Regions from separate parts of the Homo sapiens genome. Here region 2 is linked to region 1. Evidence: read pairs that join two places in POLR2A ChIA-PET (ENCODE). Cell type or tissue: MCF 10A. All regions are shown on one strand. Links, peaks and the distances in the headings refer to the core of each region. The heading gives the core; the rest is flanking DNA.

Evidence for each region. Peaks named below come from ENCODE experiments on the same cell type or tissue, not always from the same donor. Only the 100,000 strongest peaks of a DNase experiment are listed, where the experiment ranks them.
Region 2: POLR2A ChIA-PET joins it to region 1 with 6 read pairs; 3 of 35 experiments call an interaction of 5 or more read pairs at or near these places.

Annotation. Positions count from the first base shown.
Region 1 is chr3:71,418,964-71,427,185 of GRCh38, forward strand. All of the region lies in intron 3 of FOXP1 (forkhead box P1), which reads right to left. Among named protein-coding and RNA genes, the nearest start is that of MIR1284, 120 kb to the right of the region's middle. RefSeq lists an enhancer at 3,037-3,086. In MCF 10A, for the core only: no CTCF peak of the experiment used is centred there; a DNase peak (open chromatin) is centred at 4,458.
Region 2 is chr3:71,533,542-71,541,763 of GRCh38, forward strand. The region is part of intron 2 of FOXP1 (forkhead box P1); the gene reads right to left. Among named protein-coding and RNA genes, the nearest start is that of MIR1284, 4.4 kb to the right of the region's middle. In MCF 10A, for the core only: no CTCF peak of the experiment used is centred there; DNase peaks (open chromatin) are centred at 2,950 and 3,800.

The DNA.
Region 1 (8,222 bases), core at 2,203-6,202:
TGGCTCACACCTATTAATCCCAGCTCTTTAGGAGGCCAAGGTGGGTGAATCACCTGAGGTCAGGAGTTCAAGACCAGCCTGACCAACATGGTGAAACCCCATCTCTACTAAAAATACAAGAAATTTGCCAGGTATGGTGGTAGGCACCTGTAATCCCAGCTAGCAGGAGGCTGAGGCAGAAGAATCACTTTAAACTGGGAGGAAGAGGTTGCAGTGAGCTGTGATTGCACTACTGCACTCCAGCCTGGGTGACAGAGGGAGACTCCATCTCAAAAAAAAAAAAAAAAAAAAAAAAAAAAAGGGAGGGGAGGGGAGGGAAGGAAAAAGAAAACACAGCATCTATTCAATCAGTTATATATTTTTGAAAGGTTATATATCTTAAGAATTTAAGAATTAGAAGTTAGTGACACATAAGGGGAATGAAAGAAAAACAATATTCCCAATAACAGCCTCTAATCTTTGTAGAAGAACTACAAAGAAAAAAAAAAAGTAGATGTTTACAGAAGCTGTAGGCCATGGGTAAAACTGTGCTGGTCTGACTCAAGGCCATACCTAACACCTGCTCTCAACAGGTAAGAAAGAAACTGGATCTCCATGAACATTCTTAGACTCAACCATCAGTGCACCAAGGGCAATGACATTTAGAGACTCGTCTCTCCATTCACCACATCATTTGCAAACTGATTTGGAGGTTTCTAGTCTAACTCAGCATTTCCCAAAGTGTGCTGCAAGTACCCCGGGTGGTAAGTGGGATGGTTTTAGGTGGCAAATGGATGAGCATATACACATACATGTACATACACATACATATATGCACACACACACATTTTAGGAGCTAGGTATTTTTTTTTATTATTATTATTATTTTGAGACAGAGTCTTGCTCTTGTCGCCCAGGCTAGAGTGCAGAGGCGTGATCTCGGCTCGCTGCAACCTCCGCCTCCCAGGTTCAAGTGATTCTCGTGCCTCAGCCTCCTGAGTAGCTGGGATTACAGGCGCCCGCCACCACACCCCCAGCTAATTTTTGTAATTTTAGTAGAGACGGGGTTTCACCATGTTGGCCAGGCTGGTCTCGAACTCCTGAGATCTGCCCACCTTGGCCTCCCAAAGTGTTGGGAGCCACTGCGCCCGACCAGGTATTTATTTTTATAGTGTTCTTTCTTTTCTGGCCCACCATCATATTAGTTTTCCATTTACAGCCAAATTCTGAAGTTTCCTCTTATGAAAAATGTTAAAATAACTAATGATGAAAACTTAAAAAGCAATTTACAGGAAAAATATTAGGTATATTATACTACAAATGTATAAAGAGGAGGCAAAAATGAGGGTGTGGAGTTTGACAAGCAATGGTCTAGCCACACAAAGAGTGACATGGAAGGTGATGAGACTAATATTAGGGCAAGTAGCAGGAAGGTGGCATGATTTCTAATTCCATCAGGATGCTACAGGGGCCACTTCACCTCTCTGAGCATCAGTGTCCTCAGCTGTGTAGAAGATGAAGTCTGTGCATCCCAAATGTTCCTATCATGGGACTCCTTAAAATGGTGAAAAAAATTCTATGCATACACATAAACACATACAGATACACGCACCTATAAACATATACACAAACATAGTCACACATTCTACATATATGTATGTAAAACAACCAGACCCTGCCCAAGTGGATCAGCAAAGCAAGCAAAAGGATTATGAATAAAGTCGCTTTTCCTGCCTGACCTTAAGCATCTGAGTTTCTATCCTTTTTTTTCTTTTTTTTTTTGAGACAGGGTCTCACTCTGTCACCCAGGCCGCAATGCAATGAAGCAATCAAGGCTCACTGTAGCCTTGAACTCCTGGGCTCAAGCAATTCTCTCACCTAAGCCTCCTTAGTACCTAGGACTACATGTACCTGCCACCATGCCCGGCTAATTTTTTGGTAGAGACAGAGTCTTGCTATGTTGCCCAGGCTACCATGTGAGTTCTACCTCCTGTCTTAACCCATGTCTGGTGAGCCCTATGCCCAGTGAATGAAATCACGGACTACAAGTTTTTTTACATTCCTCTCAAGCTCTATAATGTCAGAACGCCACAAAGCCTCACCCTAGGATAGCGTTGAGATGAGACTAGAAATGCCCATGTCCCCAAGGATGCTACTGGACTGCAAGGGACAGACACAGCAAAGCAAAATCTGTCACCATCATTCCCAGAGTTAGGTGTTTCCTGAAGCAGAGACCTGAGCGACAAATTCTTTGGGAAAAACCAAGTAAGAATGCGCAAAGCAAGAAAGAAACTACAGGGGAAAGTGAATAAATATCATTTTCCTTGATTCTGACATCAGGATAAAAAAAATTAAACACATTAAAGGTGAATTTAGCTAGGCGATGTCATCCTCTACCCTCAGGTAAATGTATGCCCTGTTCGTAATTTCAGAAAAAAAGAATAAAGTTGCACATGGTTTCAATATTTTTTCTGTGCTAGAACAATCTAGTTATCTTTTTATTCAATAAGAACACCAAAATCGCTTGTGTTTCCTAAATAATCTTGAATTTATATAATTTGACATTTTTTTCAAAGAAGCATAAATTGTGTGAGGGCCATCTCCCCAGCGTAGGACAATAAATGGCAGGGCATCCTATTTTAGGATAACCACAATATGCAAACATCAGAACCCAGCCGACTCAGGACAGAGACACCTGCGTAGTGAATGGTTCACACTAGAAACAGAGGGGCCGCTGGTCTCAGGACCTCCTGACCAAAGAAAGGCTGGCTTGACTCTTCTTTCATCCAAGTGGGATGATGTCACCAAGCCACTGCCCAAACCTTCTCTCAGAATGGCTGACTTACTCTTAAAACCATCACCACCTACCATAATTCTCTTAAACAAAAACAGACCAGTGTTGGCCCTCCTATGATTAGCCTCCCAGCTGCCTCTGAACTGCTGATGGAGCACCTCCATGTGAAAAGCTCAGAAGGCAAGTCATAATTTGATCCCCTCTTGACGTGGCCTTGGTTTCCTATTTTATCATTTTAGGAGATGCTTCCTTTTGAAATTTTCAAACAACCCAGCCCAACTTTTTAAGACAGTCTGCAGTCACCCCGCAATTGGGATGCTGAACATCTTTTACTTTCAAGCACTGCGACATCTTAATGGTGTGATGTGGAACAGGAAACATTAACTCACCCGCTAGTTTCAGTCACACTTCACAGCTTTCTAACACAAGTCAAGGACAACACGTAAGGAAGTTAGAAGTCAAGGGGAGTGATAATGCAGGCACTTCAGAAGAGAGAAGCATGCAACAGCATCAGCATAAACACGAACTTCTCAACCAACAACCCTCCCCCTTTTCACTCCTATTAGAAAAACTACATACAATCCAAAATGTTCTAGTGCTCCTTAAACCTAAATGCACGTGAATCACCTGGCCATCTTGGCAAAAGACTGATTCAGTCGGTCTGGGGTGGGGCCTGAGACCCTGCATTTCTAATAAGAACTCAGGTGATGCCGCGGCTGCTCGTTTGAGGACCACACTTTGAGCAGTGAGGGCATGGGGTCCCTCCCCCACGTCCTCACCTCTCTTCTCACCCTTCCAGTGAGGTCAGGAGAGCCCACAACTGAAAACAGGTTTCCACCTGAACAAGGCTGAAAACTTGTTTCAAATGAATCTGAAGTGTGGGGAAATAATCGAAAAGAAAGCCAAAAAGAATAATCGCCCAAGCTGCAACAAGTCCTTCCAATTAAACAGAGAAGGAACTCACTGGTAGTGCTGTACAGCTCCCACACTTCAGAGAAGGATCTAGGGGACAAACTTAACCAATGGAAGAAAAAAAGGGGTGAATGCCCTCTCTCTTGGCTGTGTAAGCCTTGAAATTCTTTCATCTCAGTAAGAGTTACCTACCATTTCTGGGTACACACACACACAAGCGCGCACACACACACACACTCACACACCCCTTCTTTCATATGGAGAAAACACAAACCAAAACTCCAATACAAACCCCCATGTGTAAGCTAAGACAAGTCAAGATTTCCTTGGAGAAAACTAAAACTCATTCAGGAGCCAGGAAAGAGCTGCCTGAAGCCCAACACCCAGCCCAATATCTGAGGCCTCCAACTCTCCAGCTGCTACAGGCAACCCAGTAAGATGCCAATGTCTCTGGTTCAACAGGTTTAGAACACCTCCAAGTCCCCAGAGACAATTTCACATCTTCAAAGCTCTCACTGAGGGTGAATTTATGAATCCACACAGCACCTACAAGTTCTTCCTTCCCTAGGTGCTATTAAGCCCATTTCACAGATGAGGAAGCAGAGAGAGACATAAGAATTGTGGCAACTTGCCAAGCGCATCGCAGAGCAAGACCAAGCGTGCATCCAAAGTGAGAAGGCTCCAGGCTCCCACTCCCAAGACCAACCCAGCCACTCAGAACATCCTAGTCACAGGCCCTGAAGCGGTGTTCCTTTGGCAAAGACAGAGGTTCACCTTGGACTTCTGCCAAGGAAAAACACATTAGTCCTAAAGGCGTGTCCTCTGTCTCCCCTCGCAAACTGCTCAACTTTATAGGATATCCGGGATTAGACCAGCTTCTCCTCACACAAAGAGCATCCCCCTGCTGGCTGGCATGCTCAGACATGGTTCTACCAGGGGTACAAAGCAGACCTGACAAAGAATCATAGGCCATAGAACCAGAATTAGAGAGGTAGCTGGCCATGGGGCCAACACAGGGGCCTCCCAGGCTGGCCTGTGTGGATTTCTCAGTCACGTTATCTGCATCCCAGGCACACTGTATCTCCCACCTCACTGAGCCCTTCAGCAACCCTGGCAGGGAAGTGCTATTATGCTCCCCCGCCGCCCCGCCCATTCTATGTGTGATCTAGCTGAGCCTGAGACATCTTCAGTTGTATTTAATCAGCTTGTCTTAGGTCACATGATTTCATGAATGGCCCTAAATATACCCGCAAGTCCATAAAGATGCACCAGCAGAAATATATTTCTATTTTTATTTCTTACTTATTTTATGTACATATTTATTTTTTAGAGACAAGGTCTCCTTATGCTGCCCAGGTTTATCTGGAATTCTTGGCTTCAAGTGGTCTTCCCGCCTCAGCCTCCCAAGTCGCTGGATTATAGGCCCAAGCTGTCAGGCCTGGCTTAGAAACATTTCTAATGCTAACATTTCTGCCAGAATGCCAACCTTTTTCAATAAGTAACAAAGAACTGCGCTGAAGGATGGTCCTTTAACCATAGTCTCACCAGCAGCAAGAAGGAAGGGACAATGATTTTGGCGACCAGGCAAACAGAGGCATCACCTCCTCTGCAGTCAAACAGGGAAGATCATAAATCCCAATTTGGGCTTTCAAGTCATAATTAGGATAATGTCCATCTTTTGCAAGCTCTGGCGATGTTGCAAGCACTGGGTAGGGCGCCTTCCCTATCTCATTTGTAATCCCCACCATAACCTTGCAATGTTACCAATGAGGAAACAAGTGCTTTGCCCAGTGCCCACAGCCAGGTAAAGAGGATTCCATGTCTGGTTCTCCTGACTCTAAATTTGTGATATTTCCACCACACCACACCATGGAAATTAGGTGGTTCTGTAAGAACACTGGGGACCACCATGCCTAAGAATCATAAAATGCAGCTAACTTCCAGAGGTGTATTAATCAAACCCAAAACTGTCAGAAGGTTTTTAAAAACCCACAAAAATCCGCACTCCAATTTTGCCACTAATTTCCAAGCCATCATAGGAAAACCACCAAAACAAGGTTGGTGTCACTGCCGAGCTGAAGAAGTGGTCCTCAGAATTCATCCAGCAACTGCTGCCTATGCTGGGCTGGCTTCTGTCAGCAAAAGTGGAGGACACAGCCCTGGCCTTCAAGAATCCAATGTTCCCATTGGAGAAGCCAAACACTTTCATGAAACAACGTCCAGCCTGGGGTGGGAGGAAGTCACAAGCCAACTGTAAGAGGTAAGGAGTGATCAAGAACAGGGAAAGCTTTTTCTAGGAAGAGGGAAATGTGTATGGCAGTTGCCATACTCTCAGTGTTTACTCAGAAAAAGAAAAAAAGCACTATCTTGAATTTGTATTCATATACTGGAAATCTACTAACTTGCAAGTGTCAGACAATAATCTACAAGGTGTCTTCATTTTCCTGTTTTTTTTTGTTTCGTTTTGTTTTGTTTTGTTTTGTATGAGACAGGGTCTCACTGTGCTGCCCAGGCTGGAGTGCAGTGGCACAATCTCGGCTCACTGTAGCATTCACCTCCCAGGTTCAAGCAATTCTCCTGTCTCAGCCTCCTGCGTAGCTGGGATTACAGGCATGTGCCACCACACCCGGCTAATTATTTGTTGTTGTTGTATTTTTAGTAGAGACAGGATTTTACTATGTTGGCCCAGCTGGTCTCGAACTCCTGACCTCAAGTGATCCACCCGCCTTGGCCTCCCAAAGTGCTGGAATTACAGGTGTGAGCCACCACACCCAGCCATTTTACTGTTCTTAATACAGACTCTGGTTTCCAAATCCATTCCAAGGGGCCACTGCAGTGTGGAGGGTGGGGAGGGGAGACCAACTTCTCAGAGCTGGAACTCCCTCAACTTCCTGGTGTATAACCGTCTCCTCAGCTCCTGGCAGAGTCCCTGGCAAAATAAATGCTTAATAAGTATCTGCTGAATGAAAAAAACAAGGAGAAGCTTTGAACTCATGCCCTTACTCAACCATAATAACTCAACTTTTGTTTATTTTAAAGGTGGGGGGGCTCTGAGTAAGATTTCATTTGGTCAAGGCAATCAAACCACTTAAAAAAAAAAAAGAACTGAAAAAGACATGAGATTTATGAGTATCTATGAATACCTCAACATTTGCCCTCATTTCTTTCTCTACCATGACATTCATCCAACATGAAGGGCCATTAAATTGAGCTTATTCAAACTCTTGCAAATTTCCAGGATCCCAACCATGTACACTCACCCACGTATAGCTGAACCACATCAATCAATAGTGTGGCCTGTTTAAGACCACAGTCTGCAGGCCAGCTGGGTTTGACTAACATGCTGGCTCATCCAGGTCTCTGCCCAGGACTGAAAATACCCTAGCATCAGCTCAATGCATGAGCCTCTCATCATGCCAGCTCTGATCCTATGAGATGTTGAAAGAGGATATTAACTTGATGGTGATACCTCTTGACCTAAGAGCTAGAAAACAGGGCACTCTGGAAATGCAGGTAGGTCTGAGGATTGAAAAGATCCTATGAACATTGAAAGAATCAGGCAAAGGAGTCAGGGGAGGGAATTAACACTATAAGCTCAACTCCTGGCTAATGGTAAGCTATTTTCCTAAATATGCAGCCCCAGTAAATCACCAAACAATCTGTAAACTCTTGTTAGATGGGAGTCTCTCCTTGCGAAGATGTCAGGAAGGACCATGGAAACGTATGGTATATAGTCACTGCCCTCAAAGAATTCAGGGGAGACTATTCAAAAGATTTAGTATTAGGCAAAGAGGAGAAGTCTTCTACAAGACGACCCAAGTGGAATGAATGCACAGGATAAGTAGAGATGAACCCAGCTGAGCCAACTAAATGTGGTTTCTGATAAAGGGAGGGTTACTGTGGCTATATGAAGGAAAAATGGAAACTTAACAGGGAAAGTGCTAGAGTTTTTCCATCCCTTCCACACACGCTCATCCCACCTCAAGGTCTCCTCTGCCTAAAAGGCTCTTTCTCAATTCTATGCATGGTGTTCTTCCTCTCATCCTCCAACACTTCACTTAAAAATTACCTTCTTGGGAAGTCCTTCTAAAATAGTTCCCCTTCTTGCACTGTCTCTTAAAACATCAGATGCAGCCAGGCGCGGTGGCTCACGCCTGTAATCCCAGCACTTTGGAAGGCCAAGACAGGCAGATCACAAGGTCAAGAGTTCGAGACCAGCCTGACCAACATGGTGAAACCCCATCTCTACTAAAAATACAAAAATTAGCCGGGCATGGTGGTACATGCCTGTAATCCCAACTACTCAGGAGGCTAAGGCAGGAGAATCGTTTGAACCTGGGAGGCAGAGGCTGCAGTGAGCCAAGATCGCACCACTGCACTCTGGCCTGGGTGACAGAGCGAGACTCCATCTCAAAAAAAAAAAAAAAAATCAGATGCATTTTTTTTTTCATATAATCACCCCAATTTATGCTTTTATGTCTCTCTTGGTTTATTTATTATTTGACTCTTCCCTTAACAGATCATAAAGGCAGGAATC
Region 2 (8,222 bases), core at 1,549-5,548, 110 kb after region 1:
ATGTTTTGGGGAATCATAAGTTACACCCAGATTTTCGACTGTGTGGAAAATTGGCGTCCCCAACCCCATTATTGTTCTGTGAACAATTTCAAATCCTTCCCCTCACTCTTTAATTCTGCAGAATTATTTTTCGGGTGTTTTAAAGGGGGCAATAGCAAAGATTGGGATGACATGCAAAACATCCTCCAGACAAATTTTAGTCTCCATCTTATTCTTTTGTTGAATGAATAATTAAAGTCTTCAGCCATTATGATGCAATCCTCCAGAGAGCTACAAGAAATACAAGGAAAAATAACAGAACTCAACATTTCTTTGGAATCCACCTTCCTCAAAAATGGGTTTAAGGTGATTGTAACCCAAAATGAATACAGAAAAAGCCCTAAGCCTTGGTGTCACGGGAAGCCCAATTGTTCAAAAAAGAGAAGGAGCATAATCACAGTTGTCCGTCTGTATATTGGGGGACTGGTTCAGAACCCGTAAGTAGACCAAAATCCGTGCATACTCAAGTCCTGCAGTCAGCCCTGCAAAACCCTCAAAGGCAGCTGTGCGCGGTGGCAAACGCCTGTAATCTCAGCAATTTGGGAGGCCAAGGCAGGCGGATGACCTGAGGTCAGGAGTTCGAGACCAGCCTGGCCAACACAGTGAAACCCTGTCTCTACTAAAAATACAAAATTAGCCAGGTGTGGTGGCGTACGCCTGTAATCCCAGCTACTCAGGAGGCCAAGGCAGGAGAATCGCTTGGACCTGGGGGGGTGGAGGTTGCAGTGAGTGGAGATCACGCCATTGCACTCCAGCCTAGGCAAAAACTCTGTCAAAAACAACAACAACAACAACAACAAAAAACCCTAAGGCTCTCCCTATACACTGGTTTCCCATTCACCAACACTGAGTTTTCACTCTGCATGTGGTCGAAAAAAAATCCACGTATGAGTAGACACCCCCAGTTCAAAGGTCAACTCCACTTCTCACTAGAATTAAAAAGCTTTACTCCAAATGTAGTTAAAACAGCCCAATATCTTCCTCTTATAAGCAGTAATTAAACTTTAGTGTGGATAAGATTCATCTGGTTTGCTTACTTGAAAATGCAGATCTTTGGCTCAACCTCTAGAAGATGGGACAGAGCCAGAGTGGGGTTGGATGGGGTTGAGAAATCTGCATTTCAACAGTAGTCCACAGGTGACTCTATGCAGACCCTGGAAAACACTCTATTTAAGGGCTCACCACAGCCAGGGACCATATTCCAACTGTCACTTTTCTAGGTCTCATTCTCATTATTTGTTCCAAGACTCTCTCTTATTTTTGCAAATTTAATTTAAAAGTATGAGCATTTCCTGAATGTAACCAGCCACTCTAAGCCAGAGCTGACCTATGAGGGACACATACGTGGCCAAGGCTAGACCAACCAGAACCTCTATATTCTTCACACTGAACTTGAAATTGGGAGTGTGATCTAGTGAAATCACAATGTACTCAAGCTTAACTAGCACAAAGACATGTACCAATGCTTGGAGAAGGAGCAGGGAAGGGAAGAGCATTTAGTAATAGTGCAAATGATGAGCAAATGCCCGGGAGCAAAAGGAGCTGAAAATCCTGTGTTCCTTTAGTGGGTCTTTGATCCCACATGCCCCACAAACCAGGTGCATCTGGCCCTGCTTACTGGTGACTTCCAAGGCTCTGAAAGGATATTTTAACCATAAGCAATTTTCATCTCATATGCTAACTTCAGAACCTGACCTTCAGGTAAGATGTTATTTCACTGGAGGAGAACTTAATAGGTCCACTCAGAATTCATGGCAAGCAGGTCATGGCCTGAGAAGCAGAGGGGCGAGTCTGCTGAGAGCCAGTGGCAAAGCAGAGATATGCAGCGAGAAACAGGGATGAGGCCAGGCACAGTGGCTCATGCCTGGAATCCTAGCACTTTGGGAGGCCAAGGCAGGTGGATCACTTGAGGCCAGGAGTTCGAGACCAGCCTGAGCAATATGACAAAAACCCATCTCTAACAACAACAACAACAACAACAACAAAAACACAAAATGTTAGCTTGGACGTGGTGGCGTGCACCTGTGGTCCCAGCTACTTGGGAGGCTGAGGTAGGATCTTTGAGCCTGGGAGGTGAAGGCTGCAGTAAGCTGCAGTCGCACCACTACACTCCAGACTGGGTGACAGAGGGAGACTCTGTCTCAAAAGAAGAGAAAGAAACAGGGATGAGAAATTAGAGAACTCTGTTCAGGCTCCTGGTGATTCCCATTCCTGGTTCTGCCCCACTCTGAGATATGGCGGCATCCCAGAGTCCTAAAGATATCCCAAGATCCTTCTAATACACACAACGCCTCCCCGTGCCCTCCACCCTGGCTTGCCTGTTAGCTACCTACAACACCAAGGCTCCTAACAAGAACACTAAGTATTCAGACAGAATAATATGACAGAATTCTGAAAGCCTTAGAGATCAAGGGTGACCCTTGGGGGCAGTCCTGAGAGGCCATTTGCAGACTAACAGTTGCCTTGAGGTAGTCTGCAGGGAGGGAGAGCAAAATAAAGCACAGTCAAAACACAACGAGACACAAGAAGAGTGACACAGAGAGAAGGTGCCTCATGTCCTGAAGGATTCCAGTTTTCAATTTCACCATGGGTTCCATGATCCCACTCTAAATCATCCCTAAAAATTCCCTCTGTTACTTATAACCAAAGACACCCTACAAGGAGTACTTTTTAAATATTTTAGGCCAAAGAAGAAGTTTCTGAACTCTCAATAATTTACTTGTGACCCACGAATTGCAGAACAATGCAATTCGCTTACCCTACGCATCCCCTACCCAAATGCTCAGAGGGTCTATGTCTTCACCTCCACACCCCAGTCACCCTAGTCAGCAACTGGCAGGATCATTTTTGCACAGAATCGGAATTTTAGCACTTCACACAGTCCAAACTACTAGGAATGGAGACTGTACTAAAGTCGAAGGACTCTTAACCACATTATGAGTCATAAATAAAGAGCTTGCATTTATCACTTAAACACTTCTAAACCATGTCTCTTTTTTTTTTTTTTTTTTGGTAGTTGTTGCTCTGTCTTGGAAAAGCAGCACAGATAACACAGCTTTCAGAATAAAATCCTCGCATATAAAGGGCAAAAATGTATGGGTGTTTGAGCAATGAACTGGATCCTAGCAGAGGCATTACAAAGGACTCTGTGGGAAAGGTTCCATAGTATCCACAGTCCCACTGAACACATTCTCAATGTGCCATGATGCAAATCCAACATGATGATCGTTTGGTGTGGGTTCTCCCACCCCCACAGAGTGTGGTGGGAGAAGACACCCTCTATATAGTGTCCCATTTTCCCCAGTGGCAACACATGTGCAGAATAGCAGCGATGACGGCCACGCAGAGATGTAGAAGTGACTTAACACCCCTGCTGACTCTGCCTCCTGCCCACCTGAGCCATGGAGGGAAGGTCTGCCAACTGTCCCAGGATGTCAGGTGGACGTGGGAAAGGCGAGTAGAAGACTGAGGCCAAGCGAGCCAGCGATCCCTAAATAAAAGGTGCCACTGGGGTTTTAACTTCCTTTAAGGTCCTAACCAAGGCCTGGGTACTAAATGAAACAAAGAGGCTCTAAAAAACTTGTCACTGCAGACGGTTGAAATGATGCACAGCCAATCTGCCTCCCGAAAGACAGATGATCAAGGCAGAGCCCAGCAGCCAGCAAGGCGAACTCAGTTCCAGCTGGATTTAGGGTCAAAAGGTGGCCGAGGCATTGCCTTCCCAGAAGGAGTGAGTCACGAGGAAAGACTGAAAGCGAGGCAAGGTGGTGGATTTGTTTTTCCCCCAGCTCAGTGTGGGTATTGGCTCAGCAGTATGGAAAAGTGTACTAGAAGGGAGTGAAGGAAGTGTGCATTCCAGAATGAATGGAAGATGCAGGATAATGAATGGCACCAGGCAGGCGCAGAGGCCAAGTCGGAGAAGCATGCAGTGACCTGCACAGCTAGAAGGGGCTGGGCTGCCTTGACTGACCCAGATGGGTCAGACAGAAAGACGGTGTTTTTTTGGCACAGGTTCTGGAACTCAACAGAGTCAAGGACCAGCCCTGGCAGCCAATATCTGGGTGACTTGCCTCAGCCTCTGGAATTCTCAACTGCTTCATCTTTGAAATAGGGACAAGAATAATACCTCCTCTAATGAAGCTGCTAACATGTATTTAAAGCTTTTTGTAGCAACAGCACAGAGGTTGGCAAACTACTAGCCTGTAGGCCAAATCTTTCTGACCACCTGCTTTTTACAGGCCATGAGCTGAGAGTGATTTTTACATTTTTATATGGTTGAAGAAGACAATGAAAATACTATTTGGTGACACATGAACACGATGTGAAATTGAAATTTCGGTATTCATAAATAAAGTTTTATTGGAACACAACCACACCCAGTCACTTACAGATTGTCTATGGCTGCTTTTGCACTACAATGGCAAAACTAAGAGAGCTGAGAGACTGTATGGCCTGCAAAGCCTAATGGATTTACTATCTGGCCCTTTACAGAAATTTGCTGACCCCTGCATTAGCCAAAAGAGAGCACAATCAGCAGTGCCTCATTCTACAAGTAAAGAAATGCAGACAGATCGTGAAATCTTTTTATTAAGATACAATTCACATGCCATAAAATTCACCCTTTTAAACAATAGAACTGAATGGATTTTAGTATATTCAACGGTTGTGAAACCATCACCACAATATAAGTTAGAAGATCACCACCCCCAAAAGAGATCCTATACCCATTAGCAGTCTCTCCCCATTCCTCTCTCTCCAGCTCCCTGCAACTACAAATCTACTTTGTGTCTTAATGGATTTGCCAGTTCTGGATCTTTCTTATAAATGGAATTGAATATGCGGTCCCTTGGTGTCTGGCTTCTTTTAGTTAGCACAATGTTTGCAAAGTTCATCAATGGTGCAGCAGGAGTACTTCATTCCTTTTTGTGGCTGAAAAACACTGCATTGCAAACATTCATCACATTTTGTTGATCCACCAGTTGATAGACATCTGAGTTGTCTCCACTCTTTGGCTATTATAAATCATTCTCCTATGAACATTTATGTACAAGCTTTTCTGTAGATAGACAATTTCATTCCTCTTGGGTTCATATGCAGGAGTAGAAATGCTAGGTCCCAGTTTATCTATTTGTTCTTTGTTGCGTGTGGTTTGGTTTCACATCTAAGAAACCACTGCCTTATCCATGGTCATGAAGAAGATTTATTCCTATAATTTCTTCTAAGAGTTTTCTATATTTAGGTCTTAATACTTTCGGGTCTTCGATGTGTATGTTGTAAAGTAGAGGTCCAACTACATTCTTTTGCACGTGAATATACTGTTTTTCTCAGCATCATCTGTTAAGAAGACTATTCTTTCTCCACTGAATTGGCTTGGCACCCTTGTTGACAATCAGCTGACCATAAATGTAAGGGTTTATTTCTTGACTCTCAATTCTATTCCATTGATCTGTATCTCCATACTTATTCTCGTACCATACTTTCTTGATTATTGTAGCTTTGTTTTAGGTTTTTTTATTTTTTATTTTTTTGTTTTTATTTTTTTTTTGTTTGAGATGGGGTCTCGCTCTGTCGCCCAGGCTGGGGTGCAGTGGCGCAATCTTGGCTCACTGCAAGCTCCGCCTCCCGGGTTCACGCCATTCTCCTGCCTCAGCCTCCCTAGTAGCTGGGACTACAGGCACCTGCCACCATGCCCAGCTAATTTTTTTTTTTTTTTTTGTATGTTAGTAGAGATGGGGTTTCACCGTGTTAGCCAGGATGGTCTCGATCTCCTGACCTCGTGATCCACCTGCCTCAGCCTTCCAAAGTGCTGGGATTACAGGCGTGAGCCGCCGCGCTCGGTCATCTCTGTTCTTTTTCAAGTGTTTTGGCTATTCTGGCTTCCTGGCATTTCCATATGACTTTTAGCATCAATCTATCGATTTCTGCCAAAAAAAAAAAAATACCTGGGATTTTGGTAGGGACTGCAATTAAATCTGTAGATCAACATGGAGAGTGCCACCTTGATAACAATAAGTCTTCCAGTCTATGAACATATGATATCTTTCCATTTACTTAGGTCTTTAACTTCTTTCAAGAATATTTTGTAGTTTTCAGTGTATGAGTTTTATACTTCTTTTATTATATCTATTCCTAAGTATTTTTGATGCTATTGTAAATACAATAGCTTGAAATCTTTTTTATTAGCATAAATTTTAAGTTGGAATTGTAGAAAGTCAATCAGTAGATGTACAAGAAACAAGGACCAAAGCCTAACAGAAATCGAAGGTAAAACTAAAGCTGGATTTCAGGGAGATACTATATGTCAAGATTCATGTCAGGCTTTTTAAGCTTCATGAGAGCACAAATAGTGTCTGTCTTGCTTATCCTGCACACCTAGCACATAGTAGACATCTAAATAAACACCTGTTGAATGAACAAAGTTTATCAGTAGCAGAAAACACTTAAAATCTGTATTTTCTAATCTAGGCAATAAATATGCCCTTAAATATTCATTTCTTCAAGCCCTAGGTTGGTCTTAATGGTGTGCATTGAAGATATTACTGACGATAATGAGGCAAAATATTCTCAAGCATGACACAAGTTTGGTGAGGGCCCCTGCCAGGTGACAAATCCCCTTTAGTCTTTCCCAGCTAGAAAGTTCAAGACAATGTCACTAGACAAGGAAGAGAATAAGAGTAAGCAGGAGAGGAAGCACCTGAGCTTTTTGCAAACAGCACTGGTCCGCCAGACAATGATGTAAACAACGTCTAATGACACCCAAAGGTAAAACAAGAAATGCTGCAGAAGGTGCTAGAAAAGAAAGAGTGAAGGGGGGACAAGAAGGGTGAGAAACACAAACCAATCTACAGGAGAAAAATGTTGAAACTCAAGGCTAAATATGGCATTTATCACTACTTTCCTTTGTTGTCAAGGGTAACAGATAATCAATTAAAATAATAAACTTTCGTTAAGGACAAGAATACTGTATGTGCTGCAGGGGCACCATGCTAAGTGTCTCATGTACATAATCTCATTAACTTCTTGGGACAACCTTAAGGCAAGTATTATTATCATCACGATTCTAGAGCAGGGACAACAGAGACCTGGAGATGTCAGGGTAATTCACCTAAGGCCTCGCTTCTCCAAACTGCCACCGTTGGCATTTAAACCCAGGTCTCCTGACTCCAAATGTGTGCACTATGCTGAATATGTATGAATACAGACATACACGCATATTGTGTACACTTACAAGTGTAGCAAATATCCAGTGCCCTAATATGGTGGTGAATATGTTTAGTTACTAATGTGAATCCAAACACCAATGAAAGATTAGAAGGAAACAAGGTTTTTAGGACCACAAGTTAAAGAGGTAGGAGAACATTAACAAAAAGGTTACAAATATCTTGCCATTAAAACCCCACAAACCATGAAGCCTGAGATTCCATTGTTTCCTGCAGCCACTGAGGCAATGCTGGCTTTGAGTCCTGAATCTGTCTCAACCGTGGTATGTAACTTTGGACAAGTCCCTTCTTTTAGCAAACTGCACTGCCCTAATTTATAAGGCCATTGCCAAGTCTAGGATTCTACCAATTCATGCTTTTTCCAAGCTTTCAATTATTAGGTAATCAACTTTCATCGCACACCTATTTACACCTTTACCAAACTCACTGGTCAATTATAATTCTCAGTCCCTGTTAAAAGAGAAGAATAATATTTGGGCATATGTAGACATACCCTAGAAGAGAAAAGCATTTTTTAATGAAAATAAAAAAAGAAGGGTATGGGAGTTGGGTGGAGAGATTTACTCTGATAAAGTACATCTTGAGCCCTTTCTTTCCTGGCTGGTCCATATTTCTAAATCATTTCCTTGCTTTCACATAGTAAATTTTCTGCTAGATGTCTAGATATGCTGGAGATCAGGTTACAGTGTGAAGGACAAAAGATAAAAACAATCTGCATACTTCCATCTGGCTCTTCAGAACAAAGTCTAGAGACTTGAAATGTGAGGAGAGAAGCATGCTACTCTAGCTGCACAACAGATACAGCAAAATGTCACAGAAACAAATCTTTCAAGAGAATCCGAGATGCTGGAATGCGTATTTCACCAGAATTTACTCCGAGAGCATTAAAAAAAAAAAGTTAAGGCTCAGATACTGAACACAATGTTGCCTCTGTTACAAGAAGATGAAAAGTTGAAACAGACC